Regions from separate parts of the Homo sapiens genome. Here region 2 is linked to region 1. A link is a loop called in an ENCODE intact Hi-C map of the cell type or tissue named here. Cell type or tissue: endothelial cell of umbilical vein. All regions are shown on one strand. Links, peaks and the distances in the headings refer to the core of each region. The heading gives the core; the rest is flanking DNA. Region 1 holds the start of NFE4 (nuclear factor, erythroid 4). Region 2 overlaps FBXL13 (F-box and leucine rich repeat protein 13).

Evidence for each region. A loop is a pair of places that touch in the nucleus more often than their neighbours do. Peaks named below come from ENCODE experiments on the same cell type or tissue, not always from the same donor. Only the 100,000 strongest peaks of a DNase experiment are listed, where the experiment ranks them.
Region 2: it touches region 1 in a loop (7-fold over the local background); 2 of 110 quality-filtered maps call a loop at or near these places.

The regions. Positions count from the first base shown.
Region 1 is chr7:102,971,085-102,976,458 of GRCh38, reverse strand. All of the region lies in intron 7 of FBXL13 (F-box and leucine rich repeat protein 13), which reads left to right. It overlaps NFE4 (nuclear factor, erythroid 4), which reads right to left and starts at 3,029. Exons shown (of 3, transcript NR_166512.1): 1 at 2,688-3,029. RefSeq lists a silencer at 2,488-2,658 and enhancers at 2,338-2,851, 2,309-3,508. In endothelial cell of umbilical vein, for the core only: no CTCF peak of the experiment used is centred there; a DNase peak (open chromatin) is centred at 3,118; H3K27ac peaks cover 2,327 bases.
Region 2 is chr7:102,871,621-102,876,994 of GRCh38, reverse strand. The region is part of intron 17 of FBXL13 (F-box and leucine rich repeat protein 13); the gene reads left to right. Among named protein-coding and RNA genes, the nearest start is that of LRRC17, 39 kb to the left of the region's middle. RefSeq lists an enhancer at 240-1,439. In endothelial cell of umbilical vein, for the core only: no CTCF peak of the experiment used is centred there; DNase peaks (open chromatin) are centred at 1,004, 2,694 and 4,474; H3K27ac peaks cover 5,000 bases.

The DNA.
Region 1 (5,374 bases), core at 77-5,076:
TTTGAAAGGATGCCTTGGAGCGGAGTTGGGCATGAGGGCAGGACTAAGAAAGAGTGAGTGAAGGAAAAGGTGTGCAGGGAGCAGAAAAGTGGAGCGGGGGGCTCAGGGTTTGGAGGCTTGTTCATCAATTTCCACAATAGAGACTTGGGAGGACTGGGTGGGTCCTGAAAAATTAGGGAAAGCAGAATAGGTTGCCCTGGTATTAATTTTAAAAACATACTGGCCTACCTGCCACCATCAGGGTTACCCTTGGCTCAGATGAAGCGATGGTAGTTGCTGGGGTGTCTGTTCCAAGGCACTATCAGTCTTCAGCGGCAAGGCTGACGAGATCCGAGTAGGAGGGTTTGATTGGCTCAGGAAGGGATGGGGGTGGTCCTTGCAGGGGCCGCTCACAGTCCAACTTCCAGTGGGGTCCTCCGCAGAGGGGGCATGGCCTCGTGGGTTTACCTGGGTTTGGGCATTGTGTGGGCCAGTGGCCTTCATTGCCGCACTTGAAGCAGGCACCAGGTGGAGGTGGATTGCTAGGAGGCTTCTGTGTGGAGCTGTGGCCCCATGGCCTGCAGGGCCCCTGATGGAGGAGGCAAGCATTTGAAACCCTGCCTGTTTTTGCCTTTTACTTTCCTCATCACGATTGTTAAAGACTTTGAAGGCTAAATTAAGAAAGTCTCGTTGTGGGGTTTGAGGGCTGTTGTCAAGTTTTTGAAGCTGGCGCTGAATATTGGGGGTGGATTGGGAGATGAACTGAAGGTTTAAAATATCGGTTCCTTCTGGACTGGCTAGGTCTAGGTTGGTATATTTTCTCATGGCTTCAGTTAAACGAGAGATAAAAAGGGCTGGGTTTTCGTTAGGACCTTGGGTGATTTCTGAAAGTTTTTCATAGTTTACCACTTTATGGGCAGCCTTTTTGAGTCCTGCAAGGAGGCACACAATCATGTGGTCTCGACAGCAGCGTCCAGAGGCCCCATCTTGATAATCCCAGTGGGGGTCCTGGTTGGGGACTGCCTTTGCACCAGTAGGCTGAGCAGGAGCTTGGTGATGAATTGTATCAGCATGTACCTGAGTTAGGGTCCAGATACAGCCCCAGTCTTCTGGGGTGAGGGTGGAAGAGAGGATAATGTAGAGGTCATGCCAAGTTAGTTCATAAGACTGGGTGAGGTACTGAAACTCTCTAATGTAAGAGGTAGGGTCTTCTGGAAATGAACTGAGTCTTTTGTTAATTTGAGAGAGATCACTGAGGGAGAGGGGAACATAAACTTTAACAATGCCTCCAGTTCCTGCTACTTTCTGAAGGGGGCTCTCTAGCACAGGGGCTGAACTAAGGGTGGGGCATGGGCCAAAGATGGTGCCTGAGCGAGTATGGGTGGGAGAGAAGGAAGAACCTGAAAGTGGTTCCTGCTGAGGGTTTGAAGGGGGAAGGAGGGTTAAGTTGATAGGCAGTGGAGGATAGATAGGGGCGTAAGGTGGTGGGATGGGTTTACAGGCTTCAGGAGAGGGCAGTGAGGAAGGAGAATGAGTAATGAGTACAGACAATGCTAGAATTGTCCTGAGGAGAGGACAGTGTAGGAAAAGAAGTGGATACTGCTGCTTGGGAAGATGGGGGCTGGGAAGATGGCGACTGGGAAGATGAAGGCTGAGAAGATCGCAGCTGAGAAGATAAAGAGGAGGCTTAGGGGGTTAAAGAAGACGGCTGAGAGGGAGAGGCAGGGGCTGAGAGGAATGGACAGCAGTCTGCTGGATCTAACGAGGAAAATATGTCGAGTTGGGAGGAGAAAGGTGATCTGGGTGGCGAGAATAGAGGAGGATTTGAACAGGTGAGCAAGAATTACAGAGGTCGGGTTGTGATCTGAGTGCAAACAGGGCTGGACATAAGGAGTTTTTCCCCATTTCTCCAGTCGTCAGCAATAATTGCTTAAATCAGTTAAAATTGTAAAGTCGAATGTTCTATTTGCGGGCCATTAGGACCCATTATTCAATTCGTATTGTGGCCAGTCTGAATTGCAAAAAAAGACAAGGAGGATGGATATCTTGCCTGAGGCCTAAGGTTTGCAGGTTTTTGTTTGTTTGTTTGTTTTACGGACTCTCACTCTGTCGCCCAGGCTGGAGTGCAGTGGTGTGATCTTGGCTCACTGCAAGCTCTGCCTCCCGGGTTCACACCATTCTCCTGCTTCAGCCTCCTGAGTAGCTGGGACTACAGGTGCCTGCCACCATGCCCGGCTAATTTTTTGTATTTTTAGTAGAGCCAGGGTTTCACCGTGTTAGCCAGGATAGTCTTGACCTCCTGACCTGGTGATCCGCCCACCTCACCCTCGCAAAGTGCTAGGATTACAGGCATGAGCCACCGCACCTGGCCAGGTTTACAGGTTTTTTATGAGGCAGCCTAGAGGGCTGTTTTTTGGAATTGAGGATGGGGAGTTTCCCATAACTGAGGGTAGGCTCGGGAAAACAGGGAAAAAGGAGACCATCCTGGATGGTGGAGGGAGACGATGAAAGGAGCGATCGTCACCGCTGCCTTTTTCGTTCCCGGAACGGGATCAAATGGCTTAGAGGCGTCCCCCTAAGACCAGATGATCAGCAAGTACCTGGCACACGTCGGAGCCTTCTTGGACCAATGTTGGATTTTCAGACTGGAGAAACCAAGAGAGGCTGTATGGATTTTTCCTTGTTAACCGGGCTCCCGGGAAACTTACCAGTAGGTGAGATCAGTGACTGATGTGCATGCACAGAGAAGCAACTGGAGGCTGAGGAGCTTCCTTTGTCCGGCTGCTGTGGCCTGCTTTCTGGGGCGGAGGGGTAGGTCCACGGGGGACGAAGACCGGAGCCCCTCCCGGGTTTCGGCACCAGATGAAAGATTCTTGTATCCGTTCAAACTCTTGAGAGTGTGCCAACAGACAACACGAGGCAGTGTGGAGCAACCTGCTGTTTTAATGAGCGCCTGGGTGCAGGCAGGCTAAGGCCTAAAATGGCGTCAGCACCAAATGAGTAGGGGGCAGGGTTTTATAGTCTTCCGTAAACAGGAATTGTCCCAGTCTGATGTAACTGCTATGTGGTACCCAGATGGCCTGTTTCTCGATCTTCAGGGGTACGTGTCTTCCGGCCAGGGTAGGTGTCTTCTGGCCGGCTCTCTTCCTGCTTCTGCTATCTTGCTGACTCACGCTGCTGGTACAAGTGGCCTTGTGCCTTGGGACTGGGCCTGAGAAGAGAGGAGTTACTCATTCCTTCAAGCTTTCGGGCGTTGGGGAGAATCTTTCAAAAACAAAATGAACACAAATGAAAGGAAGGCTGATAACCATCATTTTACTCGTTACTTCCGTAAGTCCAACATTTTAAAATTTCACATAGAAGTGAAATCATGGAGAATTTGTCTTTCCGTGCCTGAAAGTGTAGATTTTAAATGTTTTCTTCACACACAAAAATGATAATTATGTGAGGTGGTGATTTCTTAATTATTAACCTGATTTAATCATTCCACATTATAAACATAAATCAAAACATCACATTTTAACCATAAATGCATTTTAATTATTATTTGTCAATTAAAAATAAAACTAAGAAAAGAAAATAGATAGCTACATTAATATTGGGGGAAAAACATTAAAGCAAAAAGCATTTTTAGGAATAAAAAATTTTTGTCTTCTAACCAATACATTTTGTTAAATTTATTATGATTATTGATATACTTGGGTTCATTTTTCTAATTTCATTTTATACTATTTATTATCTTTTTATTTATTATTTATTATCTTTTTATATGTTTTATTTTTCCCCTTTCCTGACTTTATTGAATTTTTAAAAAATAAAAACGTTTAAAGTAATTTCAATAGCTTCTGGGATAGATGTGGTTTTTGGTTACATTGATGAATGGTATAGTGGTGAAGTCAGATTTTAGCGCACCCATTACCAAGTAGTGTACTATTTATTGAGTATTTAAATCTACCCCCTTTTTTCTACTTTCATGTTTTAGATGATATACATTCTATTTCTATGATTTTACTGGTTACTCTTAAATATTTTTAACATGTTGTAGAAGATAACCATTCTATTTCTACTATTTTACTGGTTACTCAAATATTTTTAATGTGTACATTTATTAATAAGGCCTAAAGTAAATTAATATTTATACTTTCTTCTTGAAGAATAATTGAAATTTAGAACACTAACTCTTGATTACTCTCTCTGGTGTTAGAGTGTTATTATTATCTAGTGTTTTTGTTCCATCTTATTGTTCTACCCCCACGTTTTCATCATGATACTGTTTTATAAAGTTAATGGCTTTACCCATATACTTATTAGATTTTTTGCCCATTGTTATTATTTGCATTTCATGCCTTTCTTCTGATTTCAGTGTTCTTTAGAAGTTCCTTTGTGAAGGGTCCATTGGAAGCAAACTCTCAGTCTATGTCTCAAAGTGTCTTTAAATTTTTTTTTTTTTTTTTGAGATGGACTCTCACTCTGTCTCCCAGGCTGGAATGCAGTGGCACAATCTTGGCTCACTGCAACCTCTGCCTCCCTGGTTCAAGCGATTTTCCTGCCTTAGCCTCCCAAGTAGCTGGGATTACAGGTGCATGCCACCACACCCAGCTAATTTTTGTATTTTTAGTAGAGATGGGGTTTTGCCATGTTGGCCAGGCTGGTCTCGAACTTCTGACCTCAGGTGATCCGCCCACCTTGGCTTTCCAAAGTGCTGGGATTACGGGCATGAGCCACTGTGCCTGGCCTTAAATTTTTTAGAGACAGAGTCTTGCTATGTTACCCAGGCTGGCCTTCAATTCTTGGGCTCAGGTAATCTTGCCTCAGCCTCTCAAGTAGCTGGGACTACAGGTGTACTACCATGCCTGGCAAAAAATGTCTTTTTTTTTTTTTTTTTGAGACGGAGTTTCGCTCTTATTGCCTAGGCTGGAGTGCAATGGCACAATCTTGGCTCACCGCCACCTCCGCCCGGGTTCAAGCGATTCTCCTGCCTCAGCCTCCCAAGTAGCTGGGATTACAGGCATGTGCCACCACGCCTGGCTAATTTTGTGTTTTTAGTAGAGAGGGGGTTTCTTCATCTTGGTCAGGCTGGTCTCGAACGCCCAACCTTAGGTGATCTGCCTGCCTCAGCCTCCCAAAGTGCTGGGATTACAGGTGTGAGCCACTGCACTCAGCCAAAAATGTCTTAATACTCATTTTTGAGTTGTAATTTACTTGCATATGGTATCTCAGATTGATAGTTTCTGCTGACTTCCACCTTATGTTGTTCTGTCTACGTGACAGTCTTTTGTACGTAATCTGTGTCAAATTGCCTGAAAAATTTTCCTGTGCTTTGGCCTTTTGCAGTTTCACTTATAATGCCATTGATATATTTTCATTTTCCTGCTTGGAACTTCCTGTGCTTTTT
Region 2 (5,374 bases), core at 132-5,131, 100 kb after region 1:
GGGTTGAGACTCAGGCCACATCCATCTTATCCCTCTGGGACTGCCCCATTTACTAATCAAAAGGAGGATAACCCTGAGAGATTTGCCATGTTTCTGAAAGAACTATGGGCTATAGTTATACAAGGAATATATGGACTTCTCTTGAAAATCATGCATTTGGAGGGATATAGGAAGACAATATCTTATATCCTATATCCTTCCTATATAGGAGGGATATAGGAAGATATAGGGAGGTAAGGATCCCTCCTCCATCTGCTTGCTAAATCCCTATTCATCCCTGAAATATCAACTGTCTATGAGGGCCTTCTCTGAGAAGCCCTACCTTGCAGGCAAGCACTGGAATTTCTCTGCTTGCATCTCCAGCCCCAGTGTATCCTTTAACATGAACCGTTTCTATTTCTCACTGCATTGCAGACATCTGTTATGTGTTTATCCTTCGTCAACATTCGGTGGGGTCTTTTAAATGAAGGACTAGATCTGTTCATTGGTCTAGGTTCTTTCCTTTCTTTATCTATGAATGAACTTGGATTCAGCCTCCTTTCTGCTAGATGACCTCCTCTTCCCTTCCATATCGTCCATGAGTGATGTGAGATTGTGGGTAGGAAGCAGTACCATGGAGTCAACTCATTATGGCAGGGTCAGTGTCTGGTCTTCTCAATGTTGTCTTCTGTCCAAGCTGGAATTCACTGAGATGTACGAGGGCCCATTTGGTGTTTAGTTTCCCGTCCAGGTGGATCCCTGATGTCTCTTCCTTGTTCCAACTCCAAGGCCCCTTCAAGTCTTCAGGTTTCCCTGTCGTGTCTGCCTTGCTCTGGGCTCCTCTGGGTCTTCCTGGGTCATGGAGATCCTGTGAGGCTGTCTTAGGTCCACAGTCCTAGACACCTGCTGGAGACATTTTCTTGCTCCCACATCATGAATGTGTTTGCCCTCAAACTCATGACTCACCCTCCCCTTGCTCTGCTACAGGGTGACTCACACAAGTCAACTAGATTCCATGTTAGGGTTGGTGCTTGTGAGACATTTCTGAGTGATTACAGGGCCAGTAGAAGGGACATTCCAGGGTTTTCCTCTACCTTTCTTTGCATCATCATCATCAGCTGCATTTCCTTAGTGTTCTACTCCCCTCTGAACCACAGGCCTGCTGTGGTTCCAGCTTCCCTGAATGAAGTCGGCCTCTGGGCTTCAATAACATCATATCTTCCCATTGTCCTTCCAGCATAGGGACAGTAGTGGCTTCCTACTGCTGCTAAGCTCTAGATTTTGTCACTGTCCCATTTGGCTTCTCAGTTTCTCTACCACCTATGTAGCCATTCCCCCATTAAAATTAAATCTCCTCAGTTTTGCATGCTCAGGGTTGTTTCTGCTTTTCCCGTTGACTCTTAACTGATACAATGACGAGCACAGGAACACTCTGTCTTATTGCTTTTATGAACCCTACTGGGAAAGGTGGAATGGGTTCCCATCTACTTAGGCCCCCAAGCCTACCCGGGGGTTCCAACTTTCTCTCTAGCTGGATAGAAAGTGAGAAGGTCTAGAACAGACCCCCCATATGATGAATTTCTCAGCATTTGCTTCCCTCTGGCTCTCCCCTCCCCTCCTCTTTTCCCCTGTCCTCTCCTTTCCTCCTCTCCCTTCTCATCTTCTTCCCCTCCACCTCTTCTCTCCCCTTTTCTCATATTTGCTCCTTTCCTTTTGACATAGATTCTTTTCCTAATCTGGGGGTGGAAAAAATGTTCCAACTGATTACATGGTTTTGAAAAATGTTATGCCCCAAGTCTTTCAGGGCTTGGGCTTTTGAAGCTTAAAGGCCCAGGATTTTTATCCTGTGTTCTTTTGTAAGAACCTTTTCCTGACACATAGGAGCAGAATCGCCAGCTGTTGTCTGAAGGGTCACAGAGTGACAAGAAGTAGAGAATCAAAGCACATTATAAAACACATCAAAATATAATTCCCCCACAGCACTTACCACAAGGCTGAAGTGCCTGGGGGAATATTTGTTGACTGAATGGAGTAAAGGTTAAAATGCTTTATTTAGTTTTTAGCATTTGAGGAAAGCTCAGGTTTTATTTTTAAAGACTGTATATTAAAATTTTATCTACAGAGGACAAGTTAAAAACTTAGGAATATAGGCCAGGCACGATGGCTCATGCCTGTAATCCCAGCACTTTGGGAGACTGAGGCAGGCGGGTCACTTGAGCCCAAGAATTTGAGACCAGCCTGGGTAACATGATGAAACCCCATCTCTACAAAACATACAAAAATTAGCCGGGTGTGGTGATGTGCACCTATAGACCCAGCTACTCAGGAGGCTGACAGGTGGGAGTATGGCTTGAGCCCAGAAGGTTGAGGCTGCAGTGAGCTGTGATTGTACCACTGTACTCCAGCCTGGGAAACCTGGGCAACAGAGTAAGATCCTGTCTCAAGAAAACAAAAAACAAAAAACTTAGGAGTATGGCCTCGAGTTCTAGTCTCTGTTTTTATTTTCTTCTGAAGCATATATGTAATTTAAGAGAATTGTAAATGGATATCTATGGGGAAGTATACTAATTGTTTTCTGCTAAAAGATTGAAAAAAATAAGTCTTCTGTTGTTTTCTTCCTCCAAGTCAGTTAAACTCTGAACTAAAAGGCAAATGATTGACAATTACAGTGCTACAACAGCTGAGGAAGCTAACCTCAAACAGTGAAGTTAAAATGAGTCAGCCCGGATGTCAACTTGGGCAGCTAAACACCAGCCTGATTGATTATAGGTCTGAGTAAGTGCAAATTTGACTACAGACGTAACATTCAGGATTTAAACTCTGGAATGTTACAGATACCCACCAAAGATCAAATGTGACCAGTTGTGCCATTTGGGAGAAAATTTCCCATGTTTTCTAATAATTATGTTCATTCTCAATTCTTAATGGTGAATTTTCAGTTAGAATCACACTACACATTTAGTTAACAAGTATTTACTCTGACTACATTGTGCTCAGTGCTGAGAATACTGGAATGAACAAAACAGACATGATTCCTCTTCCTAGTACTTACATTCTAGTGGGAAGACAGGAGTAGGGCAAGTGGTTACAAAGTATGATGAGTGTGAAAAACAGAGAGGGGAAAGCTAACCTAGCTCAGAGATTCTTTTCCCAGAGAAGAAAGGTGTTCTGTGAGCCAAAGAAGCAGCCTGCACAAAGGCATGGAGGTTTAAAAGTGTGAGATATCAAGAAACCTACACATTTGGGTATGGCTTATTGGCGAGAAGTATGGTGAGAGATGATGTTTGAGAGGTAGACAGGGGTCAGGTCACTGAGGGCCCAGAGGCCACATTAAGGAATTTGAACTCTGCTCTTTGGACCGTGGAAGGACATTCAGTATTGTCAGTTAGAACAGTAACATGGTCAGATTTATATTCCGAAAAGCTCACTTCTATCTGCTAGACAGATATGGGAATCACAGATGCATAGTGACCAATTATCAAGTAGTCATCCAGGTGAAAAGTTATGAACGCCTGTGTTAGGGAGAGGGCAGTAAGCATGTAGCAAAGTCAGCACAGTTGGGAGACACTGAGGAAGAAGAAACAATGAGATAGAGCTCAACTGAATGTGAGGATAAGGAAGAGAGGGAGTGAATCAAGGATGGCACCAGATTTTTGGCTTGAGCATCTGCATAAAGGATGGTGTGCCTTCCTGAGCTGTGTCCCTTACACAGTCAGGGAGCAGGTTTGCTGCAGGTTGGGAAAACGAACATGTTTAGTTTGATTCACTTGCAAGACAGCTTTATAGAGATGTTGCTCAGGAAACTAATTGAAATTCACACCTCAAAAGTAGAAGAGCTCTTTGGGGTTGGAGAGGCTAAAGGGACACTGTGTTCTGAAAAATCATGAAAACTCATGAAGAAGTTGATCAGCAAAGGCAAAAATCCAGACATTTAGAAATCCAGAAAGATGTTTATTGGAGAGAGCTAACTTAAATGGGGGAAGCAAAGAGGAGAACACAGTTATTTCAAGATTTGTGTTTCTTATAATAATCTTACTCTCCTCAGTTATTCCTTTTGTGGAAAATAGTGAATCATTTATTGTATCATCCATGAATAAAAGTTGTTTAGGAAGTTACCTACCAAGTACATATTAGGGAAAGAGGAAATATGTCAATTTGCCTCTTCTAATATAAACAGGATAGGGTTTCTAAGTGGGAGAAATAGCTTACTAATGTGATAATATCTTAAGGTATCTTTAGAAATCTTTAATCTTCTACAGCTTTTCAAAATGTTCACTTAAATGGGCTATTATTCATTCCCTTCCTGCTCCAGAGGATTATTTGAATGTGAGGTTATATCTCCATGTATGTGGGAAAATATTTCCTGCTAGTTAATTGGATTATCATTTGCTAAAGACCACAGGATCCATGGTGAGGGCAGTTCAGTCTGTTACTTAAGTTGCCTTAGTCACCGCCATATTTGTTGTTTAAAGGAAAAGTGAGTCACGGCAGTGTCCCAGACAGTGTGCTTAGACAGTGGTTTAAAAAGACTCTTTCATTTGCTTGATTTTCAGAATTTTTTATTATGAGTACAAGATCTTGAGCGCCTGTTATGTAGGTCCTGGAGTCCCCTCACTAGAATATCAGATCCATGAAGACTGAAACGTTGTTTTCCCAGAACCCTGGGAAGTAGTAGGCACTAGATTAATTGCTCATTGAATGAAGGAAAAAAATGCTAGGCTCTAGGATTAACAAATGTGAGTAAGACCTATTTTCTGCAGCCCAATTTGGAAGGGTGGGTGTGGGGAATTTAGATGTGATGGGGCAGGCATAGTGATAGAGGTGAGGAGAGGAAAGGATCTCTTAATTCAGCCTGCCCAACACAGAAGCATGTGAATGTATCCTTGTTCAAGGAACTTGATGTAGCTTAGTCCTGCTAGAATACACTATATAAAAAAGATATCATGGAGGGAATGTCATACTGTGTCAAGGAGATTGGACTTGAACCAATGGGTGATGTGTAGGGGAGTCATAGTCATAGTCAGCCTTCCATTTTAGGTAGATTATTTGAGTTGTTCTCTGGGGGACAGACTGAAAAGGAGAAGGACTGGGGGCAGGGAGGGAAATAGGAGGTATTTTAGTAGTTAAAGGAAGAGATGAGGAGTTCTTGAACTAGGTCAGAGGCTAGAACAAGCATGGAAAGGACATATTAAAGAATGTTTAGTAGCTAAAACCGAAAGAACTTGGTGATTGATTATTGTGGAAAATGGGGACCTCGGTGGAGGGATGGGAGGATAAGAATTGACTTAAAAGTTCTGGCTTTGGAATAAAAAAATTAAAAATTGGCCAGGTGTGGTGGCTTACGCCTGTAATCCTAGCATTTTGGGAGGCTGAGGTGGGCAGATCACTTGAGCTC